Regions from separate parts of the Homo sapiens genome. Here region 1 is linked to region 2. A link is a contact called in ENCODE Hi-C or POLR2A ChIA-PET data. All regions are on one chromosome and are shown on one strand. The core of a region is the stretch at or near the end of the contact, and the rest is flanking DNA. Distances in the headings are between cores, read along the strand shown. Region 1 holds the start of PTPRB-AS1 (PTPRB antisense RNA 1). Region 2 overlaps MYRFL (myelin regulatory factor like).

Region 1 (3,848 bases), core at 1,008-3,507, 560 kb before region 2:
CTAAACATGTCAAATAATCCTGTTTACCGCTCTTTTCTGGACACTTCAGGGGCCCTCTGAAGTATTCAAAAAGCCAGGTGCCAGGGAAGACGATTTTGAAACTGAAGTTCGATTTAGGGAAACCTGTTAAATATGTTTAAAGCACTTAAATAGAGTTCCAGATTACCAGAAACTATTTATTTTGCCAAAATGACACAGAAGTTTTAAGGAAGCAAAAAAACCTTTTATAATCCTTTACAAATTTTGCCAAAGAGCAGATTAGCACCTTAGGAAAACCATGTTATGCTTTTATTTCAATGCTCAATTTACAGAAAAACCATATAATACCGGTTTTTGAATTTAGTCTATATGTTCACACAGAGAACCTCTTCTGCAAGATTAATTTCCACAATTCTTCCACTACTTATTTGAACCTTCAGCTTTTTCCTAATTTAACTCAAAGCAATCATTTAACCCTAGGCAAGAGTTTACATTTCCATGCCTTCTTATATAAAACATTTTACAAATAAATGCATTTTACTTTTCTTACACAGCTTGCATGTAAATCTATTTCTAGTAGTTTCAATTAACTTCTAGCAATTTTTAATTTTAACGTAAAAATTGGTTAGTTGTATTAATTGTGTGCTAAGTGTAGCCAAGGTTTGCCTTCTTTATTAAGGGTATGGTTAGGTCCCTACGTCCCCAGGCCTTACCAATTGTGAAACCGTCAAGTCAAATAGTTCTCAAAACCCAAAAAGCAGTTCATAACCTCAAAACTCTTAGCAAACCTTGCATGTGACCTGCATTTTACCAATAGTCTTTAGGGCTGTTTTTATTTCTCAAAAATTAAAGTTACATGAACTGAAAGGCTCCACAGCTTTTAACTTCCCTTTAAAAAGGGAAGCGCTTGTCTTTGGGCCAAATTAATCAGAGCTCTTTTTAGACATTACACGCAACACACACACACACAGGAGAAAGCCCAGTCGCTAGGTAGGGTTCTTTAAGAGACAGGGTTAAGAAAACATGCAGATTGGCTGGGCGCGGTGGCTCCCGCCTGTAATCCCAGCACTTTGGGAGGCCGGGGCAGGCGGATCAGCTGAGGTTGGGACTTCGCAACCAGCCTAACCAACATGGAGAAACCCCGTCTCTACAAAAATACAAAATTAGCCAGGCCTGGTGGTGCATGCCTGTAATCCCAGCTACTCGGGAGGCTGAGGCAGGAGAATCGCTTGAACCCAGGAGGCGGAGGTTGTGGTGAGCCAAGAACACGCCATTGCACTCCAGCCTGGGCAACAAAGAAAAAAAAAAAAAAGAAAGAAAGAAAAAAAAAAACATGCAGATAAGGAACCAGAGAGGGCTCATCCCCTAAGGCAGGGTTGCTAAACAAAGCCTTGCCAAGCTGTTACTGGCCATGCCCCCAGGATTTAAAGCAAGGTGGAGGCTTGTAGCACAAACCATATAGACATGCAAAACACACCAGATTGGCCACAGCCTAAGACTAGCCCCACAAATCCTTTTTCATAATTAAAGGTTTACAGAAAATTTAAACAGTGATAGTTTGGGGGCCTGGCCTAGTAAATGGGGGGAAAAAACTGTAAAGGTTAACTGTTGACAGGGTGGAGAAGGGGAAAGAAAAGGAACAGTTTTAAAGTGCCTGGGGAAGAATCTCTTATTCTTAGGCAAGTGGTTCCTCCACCAGGAGAAAAGCTCAATTACTGTCAGATGGAGTAAAACCCCTTGACTGGGAAAGGAGAACGCTCCAGCAGTTCTGTGGGGTGGGGACTGCCAACCAGCTATGCCGGACCCTTGGTCCATGCGTCTCAGCCCCTGGAGGTAAGGGAGAGGTAAGGAGATAAGGGAGAAGGGAGCTTCTGTTCCCCAGTCGGTCCCAAAAAAGGAAGGAGGACATGAAAAGGCCCAGGAGTGAAGAGGGGTGGGGTGGGGACATGGTTTCCCCCACCTTCAGAAGTTTGAGGATGAAAAGGCTCAGAAGCAACAGTGAGAGGTTTTGAGTTACCATTTCACTCACCACTTCCGGAGCCCCCAGGGTGTGTGCCAAAAATGTTGCGGAACTTTTCCTTATTTCAGCTAAAGATGGGGTTCTTGTCCTTCCCACAGCCACAAAAATTTAGGCTCACAGACGACTCAAAGGGAAGTAAAGCAGGGTTTTACTGTGTGAAAAGCAAAAAAAAAGGGGGAAATAGGGACTCTTGCAAGGCCAGAGTCCCTCTGCTAGAGCACTTCCTGCCAGGCCATTTGAATCCCAGGTTCCAAACAGGAAGAGGAGGGGCCAGGCTCCTCCCTGCTGCAAAGGGTGTGAACCTCCCGGGGCTCCACCTCAGTGGGCCGGCAGGTTGGAGTTTCTGCAGGGACGCTCACCCACCTGGCTGCCTCACAATCAAGGTGGAAGGCAAAGTTGGGAAGCAAGCACCTTTTTCACATGGTGGCAGGAGAGAGAGAGAGAGACATCTCTAAAAAAAAATTTAAAAATTAGCTGAAAATGATGATGCTCTTCCTATGCCTTCCATCCTATGGTCCTAGTCCTATCCTTTGGATTGTGTTATGGGTTAAGCCAAATATCCCAAAAGTTCATATGTTAAAGTCCTGGCCCCCAGCGCCTCAGAATGTGACCTTATTTGAGAAGAGGATTATTGTAGATGTAACTAATTAAGATGACGTCACCCTGAAGTAGAATGAGCTCAATCCAATGTGTCTGGTGTCCTTATAAAAAGGGGAAAATTGGACACAGACATGCACACAGGGAAAACACCATGTGAACATGAAGGCAGAGATCAAGTGATGCATCTACAAGCCAAGGAACATAAAGATTGCCAATAAACTGCCAGAAGCTAGGGTAGAGGCATGGAATAGATTCTTCCCTCAAAGCCCTCAGAAGGAACCACGCTGATGACACCTTGATCTCAGGCTTCTGGCCTCCAGGACTGACAGACAATATACTCCTGTTGTTTTAAGCCACTCACTTTGCAGTAGTTTGTTAAGGCAGCCCTAGCAAACTAATATAGATTGTTATTAATAATAATAAATGCTCATATTTAAATTCTTACTCAAAGATAAGTAAGAACTCTAGAATGTACTTTTCCTCAGTACAATGCTGTGAGTAGGTACTATTTTTATCCTCATTATATTTTAGTATCCTCATGTGGCAGGCAGAATAATGGGCCGCCAAAGATGTTCTCATCCTAACCCTTGGAACCTGTGACTATTTAGATTACATTGCAAAGGAGAACCAATACTGCAGATAAAATTAAGGCTGGTACTCAGCTGGCCCTGAGATAGAGAGATTATCCTGAATTATCTGTGTGTGTCCCAAAGGAGCACAGGCCAAGCATAAAAAGACTAAAACTTAGATTTGTCCTACTGTGATTTGCCTTTGGTAGAAATGAGGAACTGGAGAGAAAAACTATGTTTCGAAAAGAAAACTATAGCTGGGTGTAGTGGCTGACACCTGTAATCCCAGCATTTTGGGAGGTCAAGGTGGGAGGATCACTTGAGGCCAGAAGTTCAAGACCCAGCCTAAGCAACATAGTGAGACCACCGTCTTTACAAAAATAAAAAAAAGTACTAGCCAGGTGTCCTGGCATGTGCCCGTTGTCTCCAGCTACTCAGGAGGCAGAGGTGGCAGAATCATTTGTGCCCAGGAGGTCAAGACTACAGTGAGCCATGATCACACCATTGCACTCCAGCCTGGGCAATAGAATAAGACCCTGTCTCTGACAAAAAAAAAAAAAAAAAAAAAAAAAAAAAAAAAAAGTCAAAAGAAAACTATAGTATGTAAGAGTTAAAGAAAGAGGAAAGGAACACAAAACACAGCTTGCAGTTGAAGACAGGTTTACTTTAGATCAAACCTG
Region 2 (3,684 bases), core at 1,055-3,554:
ACACAAGTTTACCTATGTAACAAACCTGCACTTGTACCCCTGAACTTAAAATAAAAGTTTTAAAAAATTGCCTTTTAAAAGTTTGTGGTCTAGACAGGAAGACCCAGCTGATAGATACATACGTAATCATATATGATTATATTACAATGTGAGAAACATAGTACAATGATGGAATTATGCACAGAGAATCATTACAGCTCTGAGGAGGTGTTGAAAATATTCTCAGGGACACGTAAAGGAAGGCTTCCTAGCGATGATGAAGCCCAGCTGAGATCTTGGCTTACTCCAGTTCCTCAGACAAACTCTGCTCCTTTCACTTTCCAGCCTTTGTTCATGCTGTTTTCCCAGACTCAAAAGCTCTTCCTTCCCATTCCCCTGCCTTCCCCTTCACCAATGTAAGCATTGTTTCTCAGAGAAGGATCTCTTGACCTCCAAGTCTAGGCAAAGTTCCTCTGCTTTATGTGCTCATAGCACCAGTTCTCCTTCATAGCATGAGTCACAATTACAAGACAACTAATTGTGTCAACTTCATTCTTTGTCTTCTCCTATATCACATACACCCCGTGAGAGTGAGGACATGTTTAAGGTCATGGTTCATCAACATATCACCAGTTTCAAATACAATTCCTTGCATGTTGTAGGTGCTCAGCTAATAATTGTTAAATACATTGATAACTTAAAGCGTTAGGGAAAGATGTAAGATAGGAAGGGAGGGGGAAGGATGAGACTAAGACAGGAATGCTAGCCACAGAGAACACCATGAACCAAGGCCCGAGACAGCAAATGCCCTGAATGACATCTGCAGAACAAAGGCAGAATTTGGCATTACTGGACTAGAATGGTTAAGGCCAGAGCAGGGAGGGCCTTGCAGGTCATACTTGGAAGGAACAGTCACAATCTCATATAGCCCTGTGCATATATCTATCACTGTGAGCGCCTTCACTCAGTCAACAAATATCTATTGAGTAGCTACTATGTGCCAGATGATCTCCTAAGCACTGGAGATTCAATGAGTGTTTCTCTTTTGGAGCTTAAATTTTAGTAAAAGTTTCATTCTTGAGTCTTATTTATCTCAGGACCTGCACAGTACCGAGCAAAGTGTCTGACATGTAATAGGCACCTAAAATTTTTGATGGAAAAAAGAAGGAATAAAAGAACGAAGGTATTAAAATGGCAAGACAATCCCTGACATGAAGAGAATTGAAGAGAGAGGGTCAATCAGGAGCCAGCCTGGACTGGCCTTGCACTGCCTAGGCCCTACCCAGTTCCTCAGCCATAGGCCCCTGTGAGTCCTATGCCCAATCCCTATTTTCCCCTTTGTTCCTGCCCCACCTGCAGGGCCCCAGCTAAAGAAGGAAGCAGAGGCAGTGTTGGTTCCTTTGTTGCAGATGAAAAGCAGAGGAGAAAGTACCCTCATGTAGGCTGTCCAGGCTACAGAGAGGGAAATGGTCCCTGGTTTCTAAACTGGATCCTTGATTCCCCAAGACATACTGCTAGACATAGCATTAGGTTCTCTGGTACTACTATCATCCTCTAGACAGATTTTCAGCCAAGAAAAATTTTGAGGGTTACTTGGAGACCTAAACATTTTATATGACAATGTTCCTCAAACAAAATGCTTTTCTAATTTCTGGACTTATAGTCTTCCCAAAGCTAAATATAAACAGTAGCCTGTATTGCATGATCCCTATGTGTACACTTGGCCTAGGGAAAACACTTGAGGCAAAGGGTGTGCCTTCTTTGAATCCTCCCAGGAACCCTACCCAGGCCAGCACTTACTGCTGTGCCTTGCTCTTCAATGCCTGTTGAGTAAGAAACTGAAAACTGAATTTGGGTGTCTGCTTTGACCTTGCCCACAGAAGTTTTGGAAAGTTTTGACCATGGATGCAAATAGCCATCAGCATCATGCTGCCTCACACCCAAGGTTTCTATAATATATCATTAGCTCAAGAATTGCATCACAGACAACACCTTCCAGTCCATGGGACTCAGTCTGTTCAGGGAAGGCTATCTGTCATCTGGTGATGGCCCACAGCCCAGCCACAGTCTGGACTAGGAGCAGCTTAAATGACACCTGCTCACCCTGAGCAAAGGAACTTCTGCGTTTGGCTCCTGGCCCAGAGGGAGACTTTGCATGTTTGACTTTCTTGAGCTTTTTTCATGTCTACTTTTGTCTTCCACTAGCACACGGGTATTGTGGTTAGGAGAAAATCAAAACAGCCTTTGAGCATTTCATCTTAACGATTCCCTTTTCTGGCTTGAATTTTTTAATATCTTGCTACCTTTTTTCAGCCTTCACCACAGAATTTGACTGATGTATTCAACTCTCAACTTCCTCATGTTTTTGGGCATTGACATTGAGGTTCTTCATGTGCCTTTAGTGTTCAGCGTGTCCTTCCCCCCTAGTTTTGCTCAGTTTCCACCGTCAGAGCTGCATGTCCTTCCACAGTCTGCAGTCGCATCAGTAGACACGATGCCAATGGCTGGGCAAGTTAAGCTGCTCCTCTGCCCAGGACCTCAGTTGCAGAGGTTTCGGTCATATCTGCGTCATCTTCTCCATGTCTTGGATCTGTGTCCCTGTGAGCATCAGAGATCTCCCCCACCAGGACTTTGTAGATAATCATGTTCTTAATATCCACAAAGAAATCTGTGTTTCCTGCGTGAGGAAACACATAGGGCAAAGCAGCAGCCCATATCCATTTTCCCCAATTGTAGTATTAGGTAACATATTTGACCACTACATTTTGTAGCAGCTCATCCATTCAGAAGCCAGCTGTGGTTAGAATGCACTCTTAAAGAATAAGAAATTGCTTCCAGTCCTATGCATGCCATCAAATTGACCAAGGGTCAGATCCCCAGAGTATATGAAAGAAAGGCTCTCTTTTTAAAAGTTGCAAAAACTAAGTCAGGAAGAGGTGAAGATGAAATTCACACATCTGTCATCAGCATCATCAACATTACCATCATCTCCCTCATCTCTGTAATAAACAGTGGACTGGGACAGACAAGATTTCTACAAATATATATCTCAAAAATGTGCACAGATTTATCAAAACAAATCTATTAATATGAAATCATTTAATAAATAAATTACATGTAATTTTTATTTTGTATAAATAGAAAATAATTTCTCTTTGCTTAGACTTGTCTGGCTAAAAAATACCTTACATATATGAGTTTAGAAAAATCTCTTAACCTGGGTAAAATGAATATGAGCATTTCCTGTTCACAGACAACAAAACAGAGTCACAGATCGCCTCTCGGCCAAAGTTCCTGGGCTGGTGGTTGCCAGAGTCAGGACTAAACTCTTAGACTTCTAACCACGGACCAGGATTTTCTTTATTCTATCATGCTGCCATGAGCAGGAAGGGGATACAGAAATTTCACATTTAGAGCCTGGATTGAAGTGACATTTCATTTAGATGGAGAAGGCTTTTTAGAAGGGATGTGAGAAGTTCTCCAGAAGCTTGTTATTTTAAGACAATATATTTTCTTCAAACCAACAAGCAATATTTGAAGACTTTTTGTAAATGAAGTTCTGTGTTATGCCTGGTGGTAGCAGGAAGGGTTGTACAGGACTTTTCTCACTTGTTATATTCAATTTACATTTTAGTAAGACTTGGTAGTGAATTGTATAGCCAATTGCAAGGATAAATTTGAGTTGGTGTGACCTGAAATGCAGAC

The links. A loop is a pair of places that touch in the nucleus more often than their neighbours do. ChIA-PET counts read pairs that join two places held with the same protein, here RNA polymerase II (POLR2A). Pooled maps may share reads with other maps.
Region 1: a loop to region 2 is called in a pooled map, with 4 times the contacts of the local background. The contact joins the promoter of PTPRB-AS1 here to the enhancer-like site in region 2. A Hi-C loop is called at or near these places in 3 of 50 pooled maps. POLR2A ChIA-PET finds 5 or more read pairs at or near these places in 2 of 52 experiments (A673 and WTC11).

The regions. Positions count from the first base shown.
Region 1 is chr12:70,466,488-70,470,335 of GRCh38, reverse strand. PTPRB-AS1 (PTPRB antisense RNA 1) reads right to left here and starts at 2,257. Exons shown (of 9, transcript XR_001749196.2): 1 at 2,009-2,257. RefSeq lists an enhancer at 1,556-2,528.
Region 2 is chr12:69,905,136-69,908,819 of GRCh38, reverse strand. All of the region lies in intron 11 of MYRFL (myelin regulatory factor like), which reads right to left. Among named protein-coding and RNA genes, the nearest start is that of MYRFL, 82 kb to the right of the region's middle. RefSeq lists an enhancer at 2,429-2,498. Within about 2 kb of position 2,304, at least 2 of the 41 ENCODE cell types and tissues checked have a DNase peak (open chromatin) inside an H3K27ac peak, as active enhancers do.